Regions from separate parts of the Homo sapiens genome. Here all the other regions are linked to region 4. A link is a loop called in an ENCODE intact Hi-C map of the cell type or tissue named here. Cell type or tissue: psoas muscle. All regions are shown on one strand.

Region 1 (5,000 bases), 280 kb after region 4:
TTCTCTAGCTACTACCTTCCCTCCTTCTTCCCTTTTGCAGCCAAGATTTTAAAAGAGTGAAAATTCCTGTCCTACTTCTTTACCTCTCATTTAATCCCTGATTAGCTTCTGTTCAGTTTCTATTTCTTTCTTTTCAAAAACTGCTCTCATCTAGATCACTGATGACTTCCTTGTTGAGAAAAGCAAAACAACTGAAGCTTTTCAGGTTTTGAATTTAACCTTTCTCTACACATTTTGATTCTGTGCCACTACTCTCTTGTTTTTTTAATCTTCTTTCTCTGGTTGTTCCTTCTTAGTCTAATAGGTCTTGATGCTCCATTCCACAGGGATCCTTCCACAGTCTCCTCTTCTTATTCTACCTCCTCTTTCCAGGGAATCCCAAGCATTTTCCTAGCTTCAAACATCATTCACATGTAAACAAATTCTTAAATCTATAATATTAGCTCAGTTTTCTTTCCTGAGTTCTAGACTCCATGCAGCTTGTTTTCTCCTGAATGTTTCTTTTTTACGGAATGTTCCAAAGCCAACGCAAATTCAACATGCCCAACCACCCAAGCTTGTTTTTCCTTCTCTCTTACCTTTTTTTTTGGCAAGTGCCATCATGATACCATGAGGCACCCAAGCCAGAAAACTTGGTGTCTCCTTTGTTAATAACTTTCTAAGTTGCCTCCCTGCTTCAATAATTTTCCCTTATGGTCTCTTCATACAGCAACCAGATTTGATTTTACAGATCAGATTATATCAATCCTTGCTTAAAAGTTTCCAATGGCTTTCCATCACAAGCGGGATAAAATCCAGACTTTTTACTATGACCAGCAGAACCCTGCCTACTCTGGCTTCTGGCTTCTGTCTTGCTCTCTACCCTGTCTCTCACGATCCGCCCTTTTGTTCACTGTGTGTCAAAGATCTTGGCCTTCTTTCTGTCCCTCACCTACCTCAGGGCCTTTTGCTGTTTTATTGTCTGGAATATTCCAACTCCAGAACTCTGCATTACTAGCTTCTTCTTCTGGGGTTGGTTCAAATGTCATCTTTCCAGATAGGTCTCTGCTGATCATCATCCTAGTGAATTCAACACACTTCCTGCCTACTCCCACCCCTACTGCTGTTTTGTATTATACACTGGAATTTTCACGATCTGAAATTATCTTGTTTGTTTATGTTTTCACTCTTTGTCCCTGTTTCTAGAATGTAAGTATGCTCTATGGGAGCAGATATTTTGCTTTATGTATCACTGTATCCCTGTTACTTCGAAGAGAGCCTGGCACATAGAGGGTGGCCAGTAAATATATAGTTTTTAAATAGAAAGAAAAGAATGAACAATGTTCTTAGATCCTGAGTTTCAGCCAAACTGCTTGCAATTCCCTAAACTACAAACAGTTGTACAATCTGCTTTCTCTGCCTATAATGCTCTTCTCTTTCCTGTTTTTCTGCTCAACTCCTGCTTATCCTTCATACCAGATTCTGTCATCTCCTCCAGGAGGCTCTCTTTGATCATAAGAGTTTAATACTGATAACTTCATAGCAGGTAGGCAATTACCAGGTAATTTTTTGTTAATATATCTGTTTCTCTTATTAGCCTAACTTCTGGCAGAGATGATATTTGATTTGTATCTCTAGCCCAGTGGCAGTCTATAAAAATGCACTCTAGAAACTCTACTTAAATATTTTGTTATTTGGTAAGTCATAGACTCCTTTGGTAATGTAAATTAGCTGTCTCCTAAGTTCTTCCACTTGCCAAGTTTTGACTTTACACATTGGAGTTTTAAAAATATAGGTGCAGACACAAACTTACTCATAGAAAAGGCTCAGATTCCCAGTAAAGTTTTCTATAATAAAAATAACATTAAATAGGGTATTGACAATATATTGTCTATTATATGACATGCATCATTGATATAGTTTACCTTATTCACAAGTAACTCTTCAAGGTATAGGTATTATTCTCATTTTACATACATGGAAACTGAGTGTCAGATGTAGTAATCTGTTCAAGCTCATACAGCTAGTAAAACAAAGCTGGGATTTGAATCCAGGTCTCTGATTTCTAAGTGCAAGCTCTTTCTGTTACACCATGCTGCCCCCTATGGGACAAATCCACAAATCAGGCCTATTTATTAAAAATATTATGAAGCTTACAAAATTGGAGCTCTTGCAAACTATAGAATCAAGAAAGATGCTTTGAATCGCCATTACTTTAATTGACTAGAAAATGGCACTAGCCTTAGCATGGCTAAGAGCTTTTTATTGCCTTTACCTAGTATGCTTTCTTTCTGCTTATAAGCATAGAGGTATTTTGTAGAAATTCATATTAACCCAGTCAGGTTTTTGCTGTTAGACTTCATACTCAAGGGTGGAGAGGTGCCTTGCTAGGTATCTTCTCCAGCTTGTTTAAAGTTCATTATGTCCATGATGAGGCCAAGCTACTTACATGGACTCAGTTTCAGGATTCTAGTTTATCCAAGGTTTCTCTCTTTCCCACCTTCCACTCTAGAACATTGTGCTATATGGATGGGAAGTTTTTCCCAAACTCTCACCCAGGTTTGGGCCTGTTTCCTGCCTCGTTCTTGTCAGATGCTATTTAATAGAGGTTGGGCCTGTTCTCTTTCCTTAGTTTGTCTTGCTCAGATTCCCTTGGCTTTTGTGGCCCTCACTTGGCATCACAGTGGTCCCCAGTCTGCATCTTTGAAGCTGTATCCCTGTTTTATATCCTTTTGCATCTTGTAAGTGTGACCTAGAACTGGAATGACTCTTCCCTGTCCCTAAATGGCATTGATCTTAGGTTACTGCTCTAGTTTTCCTATTCCTCTACTATTCTGATTTTGTTTCCTCTATGCTGTTAGACTCTTACCCCTGAGCAGTGTTTTCATCCACTTTCTGGAACCAATACCTCAGCATAAAAGTCCTCATCAGTGAAGAGAGGATCAAAAGTCCAGGGACTAAACAACAGAACTTCAGATCTCATTGCTTACCACTCACTGTCTTTCTTCTGTGCATCTCTGGGGATGGGGGTGGGGATGGAAGACAGTCTATATGTGATGATGATGTAGAATTGATCTTCTTTAGGCTCTGCTCATCTGAGGGGTCTATCAGCTTAGTGATGGGCAAGCCAGAAACTGGTTGTTTGTATCTTGCATACTGTAGAGCATCCATGATCCATCTCATTTCACGCCAGACTTCATCTATTTGCTTTGGAATAAAATGGTAAAAGACACTAAGTTATCAAGCAGTGATTAAAAAGGAATACATTTCCCTGAGAGTCCAAGATGATCCATTTTCCGCAATATTGGCTTTGAGCAAGAGTAAAATATTTTTAACATAGATTTGTTAAGCCAGAAAATACCTCTCTTTTTGTAATATTTTTTGTTTTGCGTATTTTTACCAGAGAAGCTCTGTCATTTAGTGAAAATAGTAGAAGACTTAGATGCTAGCTGGAATATATCACTTATTAGCACTATACTAACTCATAGCAAGTCACTTGACCTTTTTGAGCCTTAGTTGCTTTATTTGTAAAATGTGGCCAAAACATTTTCCATTTATACCTCCCAGGGTTGCTGGGATGATTAGTTGAAATAATGAATTCGAAAGTGCTTTGTGATGCCTCAGGGTACATTGCTCATACATATAAAGGGTTATTATATCCCAGATTATAATTAAATATTCCTCATTAAGATATTGTGAAGGCATATGATAAAGCCTGAATTTCAGAATATCTTAAGAAAGAAATGTAGTCCTAGTTCTTATATGTGAACTAGAAAAGCAAAGCTCTACTGGAATATTTTTGCTAAGTAGAGGTTTTTGGACCTATGTTAATAGAAAATAATTAACTTCATATATTAGACTTACTACTTTCTTACATATAGAGTAAGGGCTTCTAAAGTTCAAAACGGCCTTAACAGTTTAATCTTAAATAATTTAAACATCCTTACATTTCTAGAGTAGTCCATTTTAGGTTGTTCCATTTTGATTTTTGGGTTATCAAAGTCATTTTAATGATATTTTCATTATAAAGTACAATAGTAGTTTCCTTGAAGCCTATTTGCATAAAATTCACTCAGATTTTTGTGTCTCTCTGTATATATAGATGACGAAAGTTTTCCAGATCTTGATAGACATGGGCCATGAGCTTTTTTGTTATTCCATCTCAAGGAGGGGCTGTTGGTTAAACATATTTTTTCTTATGACCCTGGAATTTGTAGTAGGCTTTCTATTTAATTTCACTCGATGACTTGGGCAAGCCATTAACTTCTTGGGGCCCATTTACTCAACTGTAAGAAGAGGTAGTTAGTCTACATGATGCTTAAGTTCCCTTCCAGCTCTGAAACTTTAGGATTTATTTTTCAGGAACATTTGGAAATTTGGTATTACCTAACTTCCAGATAGAAGGTATTCATTATGTGAGTCATGCAAGGTTAATCTCTCTCTCTGATTGTGGAAGTTTTAAAACTAAAACACTACCCAGTGTTATATTTTATTTTCAAAATTTCTTGATAGGCCTTTAATCTGTACTTAAAACCTACTCATTAAGAATATCCACAAACCTGGTCCTCCCAACAAACACACAGTAGGTCTGACATTCAGTCCGCCAAGTTGAGTGAAAAGCTAGCTAGAGTGAACTAGTGAATGGCAGTGTATGGTCTTACAGCCGTTTTCCCCTGCTTTCTAGTTCTTGCCACTCCTGTGGTGACAAGACTCAGCAGAGTATTCAGGGCCAGTGATGAAAGCATGAGATTGAGCTTCAGGCTTTTTTAGCTTGGTCAGTTGGGCAGGAAGTTCAGCAGTAGGCAGGCCCATGAGGAGACACTAAGCCATTTTGAAGGGAGAAATCTAAAGTCTGGGGATAAAGCCAAAGTGGGAATCCCAGATGAGACTCAGATGAATTTTCCCAGTGAGATTGTTGTTCTCTCAGCTGGCTTTTACTGGCCCTACCTCATGCAACATAAGCTTGTTGAAAGTTATTTTAAAGGCACCGCATGACTGTGGATAGCTTTTAGAGTGCCCGA
Region 2 (5,000 bases), 64 kb after region 4:
CCCACTGACTGAGAGTAAAGTGCTCATTTCCTCGAGCCTTAGGGCCCAGGTGCAGCCGACTTCTACCTGCCTCTCCAGCCCTAGCTGGAGGGTCCTTTCTCTCTTGTTCACTGCAAGGCAGCCACACTGGCCCTCTCCCTCCAGTTCCTGATGGCTCAGTGTTCTTGGCTGCCTCAGGACCTTGGCATCCATTCCTACAGCTCCTCATTTCATTCCTACACATCCTTTCGGTCTCAGCTTAAATTTCACTACCCCCAAAATATTAACAATTCCATTGCCTCTCTTTATTCCTTTTATTTTCTCCATTAATACTACCCATTTTCTTCATAACGCCCATCACAGTGGTGATTATAGCAACATTTGTGTCTTACTTTCATGGCTTGTCTCTCGACCAGGTCTTTTTGGTTCACAGCTGCAGCTTCAGTCCTGGCTCATGGTAGATGCTCAAGAAATAATTATTGTTGTACAATAGCTAATGGTTAATGAGCTCTTGCTCTGTACCAGGCAGCCTTCTAAGTACTTTATGTTATTTAATCTTCACAAAAGCCCTAGTCTACACTTTACAGAAAAAGAAATGGAGGCACTGAGAGTCGAAGTGACTTATCCAAGCCCACCCAGCCAGGAAGTGATACAACTTGGATGTGAAATCCAGGCCCTAAGCCCTTAATTGCCTTGCTCGGCTGCCACTGAAGAGTGAATGAACACAGTAGGCTCTCAGGAAATGAAGCTGCCTGGGTGGTAGTTTCCACTCACTTCTCTTGGAACTGATCAGCAAGGGCACCTAGAACCTGTGGGCCCCTCTTCTACCATAGCACCCTTATAACATGGCCCTCCATCCCAGCCTCCTCCAGCTGGTAGGGCAGAAGGACACTGGAGCCTCAGGTAGTTTGGGGGTTGAGGGAGGACAGTGGTGTAGACACTTGGGGAAGCTGTCCCAGGCCATTGGTGAGAAGTTCACCTTGGAGAGAGGATTCACAACCGAGGGGGTTGGGGATGGAGGTGTCGCCCGTGCCAGGGCAACATAAGTAGGGAGTGGGCTTGCCTGGGCATGTTCTGGGTGATGTGATTCAGGCCTTGCACATCTGCAACCCCAGGGAAAAGGGACCAGAGTGGAGGATAAGCAGGCTTAAAAAATGGCATTGAATTTTAAAAATTGCATTTCCTGAATCCCAAAGCAGAGGAAGCACCTCAGAAGACACAAAGGATGAGTGTGGAGAAGGCACTTGGTGGACACTGCTCCGTCTCTACTCTAAGTCTTTCTTTGCTCAGGCTGTTCACTTTGCCTCAAGCTCCCCTAACCAACACCCCTGCAGTCCCAGACCACACATCATGTTCTCTCTGCATCTTTCCCTTACCCGGGTTGACCACAACCTCTTTGGGCAAGGGATTGGGTTTTACTCATCCTTGAATCTCCAGGTCCTCCCATTGTGCTCCACGCTTGGTAGGTTCTTTCCTGTGTTTGTTGAAATGTTCGATCCATCAGACTCCCCCAGGATGAATTGGCTACTTTCTCCTCTGTGCTATCTTTCTAAACAGTACACATTTCTGTCAGAGTACCTGGCCTGTCGCAATTCAATATTTCTTTCTCTCTCTCTCTCTCTCTTTCTTTCTTTCTTTTTTTTTTTTTTTTTTTGAGACAGAGTTTCACTCTTGTTGCCCAGGCTGGAGTGCAATGGCGCAATCTCTGCTCACCACAACCTCGGTCTCCCGGGTTCAAGCGATTCTCCTACCTCAGCCTCCCGAGTAGCTGGGATTACAGGCATGCGCCACCACGCCCAGCTAATTTTTTGTATTTTTATTGGAGACGGGGTTTCTCCATGGTGATCAGGCTGGTCTCAACTCCCAACCTCAGGTGATCCGCCCACCTTGGCCTCTCAAAGTACTGGAATTACAGGTGCGAGCCACTGCGCCTGGTCAGCAATTAAGTATTTCTTTATTATTCTGCTGTCTCGGTTAGAATGCAAGCTCCTTGGGGACAGGAGCCATGTCAAAACCATCCTTGTATCTCAAATGTTCAGTGCTTTTGTTAGATGAATGAATGAATGGGTGATCTCCTTCTTTGCCAGTGCCCGAGAACCCTAGCTTCTCACAGGTGCTCCCCAAGCAGGTCTGACCCTGAAGCAGTGGCCCCAGAGGCAGAGGGTGGCTTCAGAGGTAGGGAGCTGGGCCCAGGAGAGGGCTCGCTACTGAGTGTTTCTTCTTGAAAACTTGCCCCAAACACACAAGACATAATGTTGTCTAAAGATTAGGTAAAGCTTTTAGGGATCAGACACATGCAGTTGCTTCCTAAACATAAAAAATTGCCATGAGTGTTCACTAGATGCCTGCCACTAGACCTAGATTTATTTCATTTTTGATACTTACAAATAAAGTATCATTGTTTTCATTATACAAATAAAGAAATGGAAGCTCAGAGAAGTGAAATGTCTTACCTAAGGTGGATGGAACCCAGTGTTCAGTTTCTTGGACACTACCAGGTTTTCTTCTCTTAGGGAAGAAAATAGGTCAGGTTATGCTTCCTTCCTGACTGTGGGGCCTCTTTCAACCAGGTTCCTCTTTATGGGACAGTCTTTTTTTGTGTGTGTGACGCCAGCCTCCCTAGGACCAGACTAGGTCTGAAGCCCCGGGCGAGATTTGCCAGATCTTATACTGACCACCAGGTGGTGCTGTTGGCCCAACGTATAGTCTTACAGCATCGGCCTGGGAAACGCTAGACTTGATCAGGAAAAAAGCTTGCCCTGTTGAAATAAGAGCTACCAGTCCTTGAGTCCTGCCATCTGTCTAAACTGTGTTTCCACAAGTCACCTCATTTGGGCTCTAAACAGCCCAAGAAAGTTGTCATCTCCATTCAACTGAGGGCTCAGAGAATTTATTATAAATAATTGGAGCTAGGTTCTCAGTTACAGGTTGAAGAGCCAGGGACTTGAAGCCAGGTCTGCTTGATTCCAAATCTTCAGATTCTTGGGGTTCAAAGGAAGTGAGGCCTCGCCTGTGAGTTGCACAGCTCCCTTCCAGCCTCTACCTTACCTGGACTGGGTGGGGATAGATTGTCTGGAAAATGCCTGTGCAATGACAGGCCCCTGGGCCAAGTTTTAAAGAACTCGGGTTTGCCAGGGTCCTGTGAGGGATGTGGGCCCCTCTATGCTACCGTAGGGCACTGTACCATTTCTTTTCTTGAGAGATGACATTATGCATTGACCTTTACCCACCTCAGCGATTCTCTAGGTGGAAACAGTATGCTCACCTTATAGTTATGGGATAATTCATGTGGCCCCTCTGGTAAATATCACCTGCATCTTCTTGTTTCTGGACTTATAAGTCATCTTTTCATTTTCCTCATTTTTCAAGCATGTTTTGGCCTGGATTGACTGTTGTCATTGCATAAATGGAAATTTAAAAAATCAATATTTTTTGGCCCTGTGTAAGACAATGGGAGATATAGGAAAGGCATTACCATTTAGTAGAATGAGAGTATAACACAGCATTAACAAAGTGAGTGCCCAGCCATTGACATCCTGGGAGACAATATGAGGCTGTTCTTGTGTTGCTATAAAGAAGTATCTGTGACTGGGTAATTTATGAAGAAAAGAGTTTTAATTGGCTCCCAGTTCCACAGGCTTTACAGGAGGCATGGGAATGCCTTAGGAAGCTTACAGTCATGGCGGAAGACGAAGAGGGAGCAGGTATTTCACATGGTGAAAGCAGGAGCCAGAGAGTGAGAGTGCGGGGAAGGAGGTGTCGCACGCTTTTAAATGACTGGACTCTCCTGTGAACTCGGAGAGGAGCACACTTAGCACCAAAGGGATGGCCTAAACCATGCATGAGGGATCCACCGCTATGATCCAAACACCTCCCACCAGGCTCTACTTCCAACATTGGGGATTACATTTCAACATGATATTTGGGTGGGGACAAATATCCAAATTATAGCAGAAACTGATGGGAATGTGGCCCAGGCATGGTCCCACTGGCCATGATGAAAGCTTTGGTGTATGGTCTAGGATGTGCTAGGGAAGGTGAGTGGGTTGTTTCTAATTCCCAAAACAGCCTGTGAGAAAGGTGTTATTGTCCTCATTTTATAGATGAGGAGGGAACACCCAGTATCCTTGTTCAGAGTATGGGATCTGGAGTTGGGTACCTAGATTTAAACCTACCTCTTCCACTGATTGACAGGCTGAGGTCTGCCTGGCCCATCTCTGTACTTGTAGGTGCTCCAAGGTGCCTCCTACTTCTGCAGCCATCAGCCTCGGACCCTCAGGAGCCCCAAGGGGGTTACTTAGAAGGGGAGGTCCAGGCAAGAGAGGGGTCAGCCTGGCGAAGATCAGACTTGAGCTGAGTGTTTTCAGGTGCCCTCAGGGCGGCCTTTGGGATCTGGGACTTTTGACTGCCTGTTTTGCATCCTACACATTTCCCACCTCCTGTGGCCCCTGGATTCTTAGCCTTCCTATGTCTCTTTGCCCAGACTGGTAATTCCCATCTTCTTTTCCCAACTACCTGGAATCCCTACGACTTCTTGCTCTTTATACTCTTCCCTGCAACCTCAAAAAAGGGGCTGGGTATGGTAGCTCATGCCTGTAATCCTAGCACTTTGGGAGGCCGAGGCGAGAGGATCACTTGAGGCCAAGAGTTCAAGACCAACCTGGGCAACATGGTGGGATGTCATCTGTATGAAACATGAAAACAATAACCTGGTGTGGTGATGCATGCTTGTGGTCCCAGCTACTTGGGAGGCTGAGGCAGGAGGATCGCTCGATTCCAGGAGTTTGAGGCTGCAGTGAGCTATAATTGTGCCCCTGCACTCCAGCCTCGGTGACAGAGCAAGAGCTTGTCCCCCCATAAATGGAAAAAAGAGTCACTTGAGGTTGTCCTGCCCATCCTGTGGCCTCTTTGCGGGTCTGACCCTTCTGCTGGGACTTCATGAAGATGCTCTTCCTTCTCTTCCCTCAACTCCCCATATTCTCTTTGTCTAAATAATCAAATAGAAAATATCTGAAAAGAAT
Region 3 (5,000 bases), 100 kb after region 4:
TGGATTTCAGGAGGGAGGAAGAGGAAGGCGGGATCAGAGGGAAGTCAAAGGAAGTCATAGGAGTGGGTGTGCATAGAGTCCTGCTCCAGGTTCCTGCTCCTTGCTTCTTGAAGGTGCATGGGTCCAACTCATGACAATGGATATCAACCTTCAAGGAGGTTTCTTACAAAGTGCCAGCAGCTCTAACCTTGATCCTGTCTGATTTATCATTAGATGAAAATTCAGGAGGCAAACTGATCAAAGGTGTAGATGTCACACATCTGAGAGGGAGAGTTAATACCAGAGGTGACAGAATGAGGGCCCAGAGTGGTCCTGACAGGTTGGAATGTTGGGTCAAAAACAATAAGACACAACTGAACAGGCCTGAATGGAAAGTCTGGCATTTACATGCAAAAAACAAGCGACAAAAAAACCAGAGGAGGGCTCATCGCCTTGGCAGGAAATCACGTGAAAAATATCTGAGGCTTTTCCATGACCACCAGCTCAGAATAAGCCAAGAGTGTGATATGATTGCTAACAATCCAATGCAACAAGAGACAGAAGTATTCAGAGAAATCTTCTGTACTCATGGGAAGGAGTGTTCTCATTATATTTTTAGTCAGATGATATCTGGAGTATCATATTCAATTTGGGGCATCAGATTTTGGGAATGGCATTGATGAATCAGAGTGTGCTCAGAGATAGACTGCTTAAGATGAAGAAAGTTCAAGAAATTATGTGGTGTGAGGAGAGGCTGAAGGATCAGAGAACATTCTGCCTGGAAATGCAAACAGGATTTGTGAGAGAGATGCATGCCATTGAGGAAGAAGCTGAGGTAGAACTAAAACCAAAGGGTGCAAGATATAGGGAATACACCTTCCTGTAAATAAAGACAACCTTTCTGATCATTATAATCAAGAGAAATAGTGTCAGTTGTATACCACTTACAAGTGTCAAAAGCAGGAGCCCATTTGTAAGGTGAGCTATTATTTCCATGCTATGGATCCAGGTAATTGGAACGATCAAGAAATTGCATCCTGCTGTATCTTCAGCACCTAGACCATGACCTGGTAAATACTTGTTGAATGAGTGAGATATCACAGACATTGAATGCCTTCCCCAAGATTGCACAAATGGATTCTCAGGGTTTCTGCCTTTCTGGCTCCACTGCATGCCTTGGAGCAACTCTCAGATGCCCCAGGCTGTCTTGGGGGGTTGAGGTGTCTTGTCTTCAGAGACCACGTGGACATCTGCCGGCATGTATTAGAGAGCTTCCTGGCATAGGGTGGCGGGGGTAGGGGGAACCAGAGTATCTAAAAAACCCTTCCAACTCAGAGGCTTCCCCCAGAATATTCCTAATCTAAGGAACTCTTAGTTGCTGCTTATGAACCCAGGAAGGGTGTGGAATCCGTCTTCACACAGACCCAGCCAGCGGCTGTGGTTGATGCTATCTTCCCCTGGAATCTCTTCAGTGCTCTCCCTCTAGATCCCTATCTGGGTGTGGGTGTGTGTATGTAGTGCTTCTAAATCCAGACACATAGGGTAAAATTTATACATACAAGTTACCAAGAAAGACAGAATTTCAGCTTACTGGGCTGCCTGATGCATGCTTTTGATTTGTCTTTGTTGCCAACCTCTGTAAAAAGTGTAAGTCTTCATATCTGCTTTGTTAAAGGCGAAAACTCCTTTTCTCCAGAACATGGATTCTACAGAGTTGAGGCCATGATCATCTTAAGTGAATTCAAATATATATTCTTTTTACACTGACCTCCAGGATGGGCCAAGGAAAGTGTTTTTCCCTCTTATAGCAAAAGTATAAATTATGATACACCTAGAAAGTCCTCACCCCTTTAATTGTGATGGGGATGAGGTGATCAGACCGAGGGTCATAAAATCGACAATGTCAGCCTATGTTTGCATCAAGTTCTTCTTTCTCCTCCAGGAGAAGTGCAAAAGAAGTCTCCAGTGAATGGAGGGTCCCAGTGGACCACCTTCCAATCCGCAGAGGCTTGGCTGCCTGTCCTGCAGCCGCGTGTATTACTAAGTGGTGTCCAAAATCTCCACTAGGTGGAGAAAAAGAGCGGTTACGAAACGTACAAAGCCCCAAATCAAAAACACAGTCCAAAGAGTAAAATCCAATTCTAAATGGAACTCGAAAACTTGAGAAGTAATTTAAAGGAACCACATTAAATACTAGAATGTTTAATGGGGCCCATGTGTCCTGAGCAGAGAAAGAGAGTGCGAGAAATGGAACAGAGGAAATCAGGGAGACAATATGTCTGTGCGACTTGTTCTAATTAGGGGCACAGCGCTGCTGAGGATCATTCATTATAATTTGGTTAAATCTTCAGTATGGCCAAGGCACCTCTGCTGAGTGGTGTAAAACAAAGGGCTCCGTCGTAAACGGGGTGAGCGTCTCTCCGTTGGAGGTTAACGCCAGTCACTCGGGAGGGCCCAGGGCTGTACATCACTCTCCTGCCAGCTCTTCTTTATGACTCCAACGCTGGGCTCCAGCTAGCAGATGTCTGCAAATTTCGGGGAGGAGGGGGGAGGGGAGCCGGGGGAGGGAGGGGGCCCCCGGCGCTCATTGTCTCCAACTTGTCTGTCGCTTAATTCAGTATCTCTGTCTGCCGCTGGAGCGGGATAGGAAGAGTTCAAAGGAGGAAATCAAAACAATCCATAGATCAGAGCTTGGGAGTGATCGGTGTGGCACCCAGAAATCACCGGCACTCCTCCGGCTCCGCTTTGAAATGTGGACGCCAGCGATGATTTAGTGCGCCGCGCCGGCGCTCGCACCAGCAGCACGTGGAGCGCTTCCTGGGGGGTTATTTTTTTAGAAAGGAGAAGGTAGCCAGAGGCTTGGGGGGTGGGGGGTGTGGTGGTGTGGGTCAGGTTCAGGTTTGTCCCAGGCTAGAGGCGGTGTTTTTAGCTCAGAGCTAACCGTGAGGTGTGCGTGATAAGAAATATCTGAGGTGGAGTTGAATTCCCCCCTGCGCTGCCCTCAGTGCGCACACAGTGCAGCTCAGTCGGGTTTTGAACACTGCAGCTCAGTTCCTTTGGCATGGGTGCTTCACCCAGGCCTCCTACCAAGCTCTCCAGCTTGGGAAGGTGCCGTTGTCTGGTTTATGCTGTTGCCTTCTATCCCACCCCCAGCCAACCAGCTGCTTTGCTGTGACACAGACAGGGCCTCTGCCAGCCTACGGGGTATCCTTAAGTACAACGTGCCCCCTCTGGAAATAAGGGCAGAGCTTGGCCAGGCTGATAGTGCCTTTCTTGAGCTGACACAGCCTTGAGTCAGGCACATGGCTTGTCAATTAAAACGCAGGTTGGATTTCTACCCCTGCTTAACCTTGCCACTAGGTATCTTTGTGCAAAACACAGACTACCCATCCTTAGGCATCTGTCCTGGGGATGGGCAGACTACTAGGCTAGGGCATTTTCCCAGTTACACTTGTGGGTTTGAGCCCCAGACTGATTGTACAAACAAATATTCCCGGCTGTTAGATCTTATGCTGGTTATTGACTGGGCCTGTTTCATTGGATGAGGAGGAGCTGCATTTCCTGGCTTCACCTCCACACCTAGGTGGTCTACCTGCAACTGGATGCTATTGATCAGGTTGAGGAGGAGGGAGAGAATAGATGAGTCAGAGTGACCTGTTCTGTGACTAGTGAAAAGCAGAGGTGCAATAACTTCTAAAGGTAGAATAAATGCTTCAATCCATGTTTCCACCTCCCCAGTTGGGCTAGATACCCTTGTTCTGTGATGTGTATTTGTCCATTCACTTGTTTGACTTCCCCCTCTTAGACTTAACTGTGTAGTCCCTGTTCACTTTTAGGTCCCGATACCCTTTGAGGTGCCAGATTCAATAAGTCCTTGCCTCTTCATATGCGAAGAAAGTACTTTCTACTCTCTTGGCTCTTATTTAGCTGAGTAATTGTAATTTAATTTATTGATCATTTATTGAGCACCTGTGATGCTGGCACTGTGCTATGTGCTAGGAACATAAAGATGATTAAAATTGGTACCTGACCCTAAAGAATTTATACTCAACGGTAAAGTAAGGAGAGAGCTATCTGGGGAGAACTGACAAGTACCCTGCTAAGTTGCAATGTGTAAGCCTAAGAATGCTTATGCACTAGCTACAGTGGGGTCCTAAACAAGGGAGTGATCCAGTTTGAGACAGCCCTAGCGGTAGCCCTGAAGGGGCTCTGGAATTGTCTTATCCAGAGTTCAAGCATGGAGAGGTGTCCTGCTTGGAAAATTGCATGCAGCAACCAGACCTATACTATACTATCCCAAATACTTGGATAGGACAAACTTGGTCGCTTTCTCTGAAGACTCTTAGAAGAGAGGTTCTTCTCTGCTAACCAAATCCAGAAAGCCACCCTGTGGCAGCACCAGGACATAAACCACTGGGTGCCAGACTAGCTAGAAAGGCTGATTCATAGCTATCTTTGGACAAGAACAGCATAAGTGTTTCTCTATTACCCCAGTTGAGATTGTCAACATAAAGACCTGAACTGCCCTGACTTCCACCTCTAAGGTCTACAATTGGTCCAGTCTTGGGCTTCTGATGAATGAGTGAACATGGGAAGAAAGGAATGAATAAACAGTGCATGCATCTGTAAAAATTGCATGCATAACTACAGAGGAGATGAGGAGCAGAGGACTGGGGGTGAAGAGTTCTGTGCTCAAGTTCTGCCTCTGTCTCCCTGACTTTGATCAAGTCATCTCATGCCTTTGAATCTGTTTCTCTTCTGCAAAGGGAAGGGGTTTAAAGAGATAAGCATGAATTAAACAGGGAAGTTGACACAGATGAGGTGGGCACTATCTGTGTTTTGCTTGGAAACCTTCTGGCTGTGGTTAGTGAGGGCAGCATATTGTGGAGGTTCTGGTAACCCAAACCATCCCCCCAGCATATACACATCTCATCAGAGCCTTTACTGATTGACATGCTGGCTGCAAGTCATCATGAGCAGCCCTCACTTTGTCTGACTTAATTTGTCTCTCCTTAGGGGAC
Region 4 (5,000 bases):
GATGTTTTTGTAGTGACTAGAGCACAGCTTACTCAGGGTGAAATCTTGGACAGGTTACTGAACCTTTCCTGCCTCAGTTCCCTCTTCTGTAAAATGAGGGTTAAGGACAGCATCCACAGTAAAGGGTGGTTGTGAAAATTTCATGGCTCACTGTGAGTAAAGCTTTTGGAACTTTGCTTAGGACATTATCGGTTTGCACTCTGTAATTGATACCCCTTATTATACATGAGATGAGTCTAACAATAGTAACTGAATAAGAAATTACCGGAGATTAATACCTGCTGGGAAATATATAAAACCGTGATGCAACAGAGTGACTGGAAGGCTATTTTAGGTTGGGTGGACAAGGAAGGCTTTTTGGAGGAGGTGACATTTGAGCTGACACCGGAATGACAGGAAGGAGCCGACTGTGTGAAGACCCACGTACAGGAAGGGCATTTCAGGCTGAGGGAATGGCTCAGGGAAAGGTCTTAGGCAGGAACAAGCCTGGCCAGTTCAAGGGGCTGCTTGAGAGAAGGCCAGAGCTGCTTGGGTGGGGGATGGAGAGGCTGGGCTTTCTGCGCATGGGGTCCTGGCTGACAGCAACAGCATGAGAAGGGATAAGCTTTGGAGTCAGGAAGCCAGGGTTGCAGGTCTTTGCTTATTAGGAAAACCTGAGACACATTACTTAGTCCATTTGGAAAAGGCCTCCATCTTCTCATGTTAAAATAGAGGCTGGTTATACCTACTTCATGGGGCTACTGTGAAATGCAAATAAGAAAAACTAAAGTGGGGACACACATTTTAGGTGGCATTAATCGCATCACTGTGGAGTAGGAGCTGCTCAGTTGCAGTTAGCTCATCCCCTCGTCCTGGCCAAAAAGAGAATATGCAGTGTGGGTGTGTCTGAAAATGTGTTTTCACGGAGTGCTAGGGGACCTGTGTTTCTCTACGGCAGTGTTGTGGTTCTTGCAACTTGCTTAGCCTCCCTCCTGCCTTCACACCTTCCTTGGACCTTCCCTCAAGGTCCAGTCCAGTTCAGCTTTTATTAAGCACCCACTGTGCGCCAGGCGCGAATGAGGCTCTGAAGGTGATGACACGGTCTATGTCTTCAAGGAGTTCATCAGACACCTCTTCCACAAGTTGCCTTCCTTTTGCGACAGCCAGAATTACTGCCGCCTGTCCTGCATTGCTGTAGCACTTCATCCTTAGGGAACAAAGGAGGTACACGCAGAACAGCTTGGGTTTTTGAGCCCGTGATGTGCAGACTAGAATCCTGGTCTCCTTTTAACTAGTATCCATGGGGTACACACACACACATACACACACAGCCCAGTGCAGTGGCTGAGAGCACTCTGAAGCCAGGCTGCCTAGATTAAACACTAGACTCACGCTCACTAGTTACTTAACCTCTCTGTGTGCCTCGGTTTTCTCATCTGGGAAATGGAGGCAATAGTAGTACTTACAGGGTTGTGATGAGGATTCCACACAGGTAATTTTAATATAGGTAAAGCACTAGAAGAAAGCCTGGCAGACAAGAGCTATGTAAACATTTGTTTATTAAAATCAACACAAATGAATAAAAACATCAGCTTTGTGACCTGGACAAGCCATGTGACAGCTGGGGCCTCAGTTTCCAAATCTGGGGCTATCATCAGGCTCCAAGGGATAACCGTGTGCACAGTGTCTGGTACTGGGAGTCTCCACAAACGCCACCCCCTTCCTTCCTCTCAGCCCTGTGTCACACTGGGACCCTGTCTGTCTTTCCCGTCACTCCTCAAGAGCAGAGGCACATGCCTGAGCAACAGCACAGAGGCACACTGCTTAAGGTTCTCAGGCATCTGTGTTCTCTGGAATTGGACAAGGAGAGCAGAAATTGCTTCTCTGGTTTGGAAGAGCAAATGGACATGGGGTGTATGTGCGCGCGTGCTTGCGTTGGGGCGGGCGGTGGAGACACAGCACCGGCCACACCCCCGCCAGTCCACACAGAGCTGCTCTGTGCAAAGAGCGACTTGACTGCGACTCTGGCCGCCCGGAGCGAGGGCGGGCGCGGGGGCTGCGAGGGCCCGGTCGGCCACTAGGGGTCAGTGTGTCTCCGCCGCAGGCGCCCGCGCGCCGCTTACCTGATTGGGGCAGGCGCCCGCTGACAGCTCTTGACAGTTTGCAACATTTCCTGCCTAACATTAAAAAAAAAAATTAATTAATGTATCTTTCTCCGTAGTAAAGAAGGGAGCCCAGACAACCGAAATAACAAGCCGGCTCTCTTTGCAGGAAAATGCAGAAGGCGGTTAAACCGTCCCGTCCTTCGCATTCCTGGGCTGGAGGAATAAGGATCCAATTGTGGTTTCTGCGCTGGTTATCTTGGTGCCGCCGAGGGGGCCACCGGGGAAAATCTGCTGAATTCTTCCTTTTCTATTTTCTGCCTCGGCGAGGAGGAGGGCGTTAATGCCGGTTGGCAGTTACATGAAACTGAGATGGATGGTAATGGGGTGTGTTAGCAAACAAGGGCAGGAAATAAAGTGTCATATTTTCTGGAGGGTGAACCGCTCCCCGGAGACAGAGCTGCACCAGGCGTCTGCAGAGGAGACACTTTGAAGGAAAAAAAAAAAAACCCTGTATAATCTCTCTCTCTCTTCACTTTCCTGTGCCTCCTTGGTGAGACATAAATTCAGTTTTATCCTCAGTCTAGCTAACAGGCAAATAACAGGGCACAAAAAAAGAAAAGAAAAACCCACTTGGATTTCTACTTCAATGTTCAGTACTTATTCTCTTGTCTCAAGCTGAGTCTGGAGGTAAAGAGAACTTCAGGACTTGGAGGCAGACTTCACAACATCAGAGCTACCTGCCTGGAATCTCGAACTGAGTGTCCCTGGAATCAACTGTGTGTGGTCATCAAGGCCCATCCCCAATCCTACCCACTTGGCAGATAGGAAGCCCTGAAGCTGCCTGCTTGCCGTTGCTTTGTACATGTGGGAAACACCCTCACCCCATTCCTGCATTCCCGTCACCCTCCTCCAAGGCACCCTCTCCGATTCTTTTTGCAAGGACTCAAGACTCCTACTGTCCTGGCAGCCTGCCTCCCCCACTGTCCCTTTCTCTGGAGGATGAGCTTTTTGAAAGCCTGGCTACTGTCTCATTCTTCTTTGTAGCCCTAGCACCTGGCACAGTTCCTAGTGCATTGTTAGGAGGTGCTTAATATATGTTTGTGAGTGAATATATGATATCCCGAACTCCTCTGCTAGAAATAAGGGCCGGTGCATACTGAACATATCATATCCCTGTCCTAAATGCTTTGCATGCTTTCTCTCATTTAATCCTTACATCAGCCCTGTGAGATAGGAACTAGAAATGACGTCATCATCGTCATCATCATCATCATCATCATCCCATTTTACAGATTGGAAAGTTTATCCTTAGCGGGGGCAACCGACTTGCCCACAGTTACAGAACCTGGCAACGGCAGAGCAGGAAGACAGACCCATCAGTCGATGCTTCAGACCTCTCTCTCCTTGGGCAGCGTCTAAATCCCTTGCATGGCATTTCACACTTACTAATTTATGTTACTGTAAATACATTGTGCTCTTGTTTGATCTCCTTGCAAAAATGTAAACTCCTTGAGGTCAGCACTGTGGCTATGGTTTCTCTGTGGCCCTCAAGAGAGAAAAGACCAAATTAGGGCAGTAGTCTGAGTCCTCTGGAAGTGGGCCTTTGGGTTTGTCTTTGCTTTGGACTGGATGGATCTCCATGGGGCCCGACTACTTCTGAACTGTGGAGTTTGAGTTCCTGGGTGAAAATTCCAACTCTACTGCTTGCTAAACTGGACTGTCACTTAAGCCTCTCTGGGTCTTGGTTTCCTCATTTGCAAAATGGGGGTAATAGTAGCCCCTACCTCTCAGAGGTATCATGAGGATGAAATGAATTAGTGTATTTGTTTTGAATGGTGCTTGGCACAAATCTCCACTAAGTGTTAGTGGTTCTTATTTTGAGACACTGGACACAGAATTTGCATTCTTTGCTGCCACTTGTGACCTGGATGTTTGTCCTTATTCAGTTCATCAAATGACTGTGGGCCTCATAACTCCCTCTTTCTCTTTTAAAAAGTCATTCTTCCATGAAAAACGAACAGTACACCAAACCAACAACCTTGCACGTTTGAGAAGACAAAGGAAGACAAACATTTGGCATCCCACCTTAGGCATTCACTTCTTGTTGCTTATTAACAATATATAAATCAACAAGGATATCCATATTAGGCTTGATACTCGATATATTTGGTATATGGCTGCTTTGAGTGGACACACGCTCACAATTAATGATGCCAGCCGGCTTCTCCGGATGGATATAAATACTCTAGGAAGAGAAACCCAAGACCAAAGGCTTGGGACACCCCACGCTGTCAGCACCAGCTCATGCTCTTCCTGTGGATGATGCAGCATGACCTGACACTTATTCCTTCCTGAGAGCTGGGTGAACCCACTACAGCCACATTTTTGTCAGTATTCCCAGTGGTGTCACGAGACACCACGTTCTCCAAGACCAAAATGCATACTGTTGAGTTTTCTTCAGAAAGTGGATGGAGAGGAAGACTCAGATCTCTTTGTGGGGGTGGGGACTCAGGCTGCTTGGGAGTGATTCTCACAGTTACCACTCAGTCTCCAAATATTTAGGAACCACTTGCTATATTCATGGACACAGTACTAGGTGTGGGGATATTGGTGGGTCCATCTCCATGGAGGATGCAGCCTAACGGGGAAAAATAATTACTGTTCTGCTGAGTGTTGGGAAGGAGAAGGAGAAGGCCAGTGTGCTCAGAGTGCTATGGAGTTTATATAGGGGTGAGGGGACCCTATTTTGGCCCAGAGATCAGGGAAGGCCTCCAGAGGATTGCTGTCTGGAATGAACAGCAGGTAGCTAGGCAGAGAGGAGGTGGAGTGTTCCAAGCTTGTGCTAGACCCTGAAATTGAACATGTGGAAGGTTTGAGAAAACAGAGAAAAGCCCTGCAGGGTTGGAGTGGAGAGAA

Evidence for each region. A loop is a pair of places that touch in the nucleus more often than their neighbours do. Peaks named below come from ENCODE experiments on the same cell type or tissue, not always from the same donor. Only the 100,000 strongest peaks of a DNase experiment are listed, where the experiment ranks them.
Region 1: a loop joins it to region 4, with 4 times the contacts of the local background. A loop is called at or near these places in 17 of 110 quality-filtered maps.
Region 2: it touches region 4 in a loop (2.9-fold over the local background); 27 of 110 quality-filtered maps call a loop at or near these places.
Region 3: it touches region 4 in a loop (2.8-fold over the local background); 11 of 110 quality-filtered maps call a loop at or near these places.

Annotation. Positions count from the first base shown.
Region 1 is chr17:56,497,068-56,502,067 of GRCh38, reverse strand. ANKFN1 (ankyrin repeat and fibronectin type III domain containing 1) reads right to left here. Exons shown (of 21, transcript NM_001370326.1): 20 at 2,970-3,186. Among named protein-coding and RNA genes, the nearest start is that of NOG, 94 kb to the left of the region's middle. In psoas muscle, a CTCF peak has its summit at 2,075 (motif pointing left); no DNase peak of the experiment used is centred here; H3K27ac peaks cover 788 bases.
Region 2 is chr17:56,713,728-56,718,727 of GRCh38, reverse strand. No RefSeq gene overlaps it. Among named protein-coding and RNA genes, the nearest start is that of C17orf67, 120 kb to the left of the region's middle. In psoas muscle, a CTCF peak has its summit at 2,651 (motif pointing right); a DNase peak (open chromatin) is centred at 2,647.
Region 3 is chr17:56,676,396-56,681,395 of GRCh38, reverse strand. No RefSeq gene overlaps it. Among named protein-coding and RNA genes, the nearest start is that of NOG, 85 kb to the right of the region's middle. In psoas muscle, CTCF peaks have their summits at 2,030 (motif pointing right) and 4,373; no DNase peak of the experiment used is centred here; H3K4me3 peaks cover 1,064 bases; H3K27me3 peaks cover 677 bases.
Region 4 is chr17:56,777,454-56,782,453 of GRCh38, reverse strand. No RefSeq gene overlaps it. Among named protein-coding and RNA genes, the nearest start is that of C17orf67, 54 kb to the left of the region's middle. RefSeq lists a silencer at 1,914-2,153. In psoas muscle, CTCF peaks have their summits at 1,875 and 2,075 (motif pointing right); a DNase peak (open chromatin) is centred at 2,053; H3K4me3 peaks cover 1,019 bases; H3K27ac peaks cover 1,137 bases.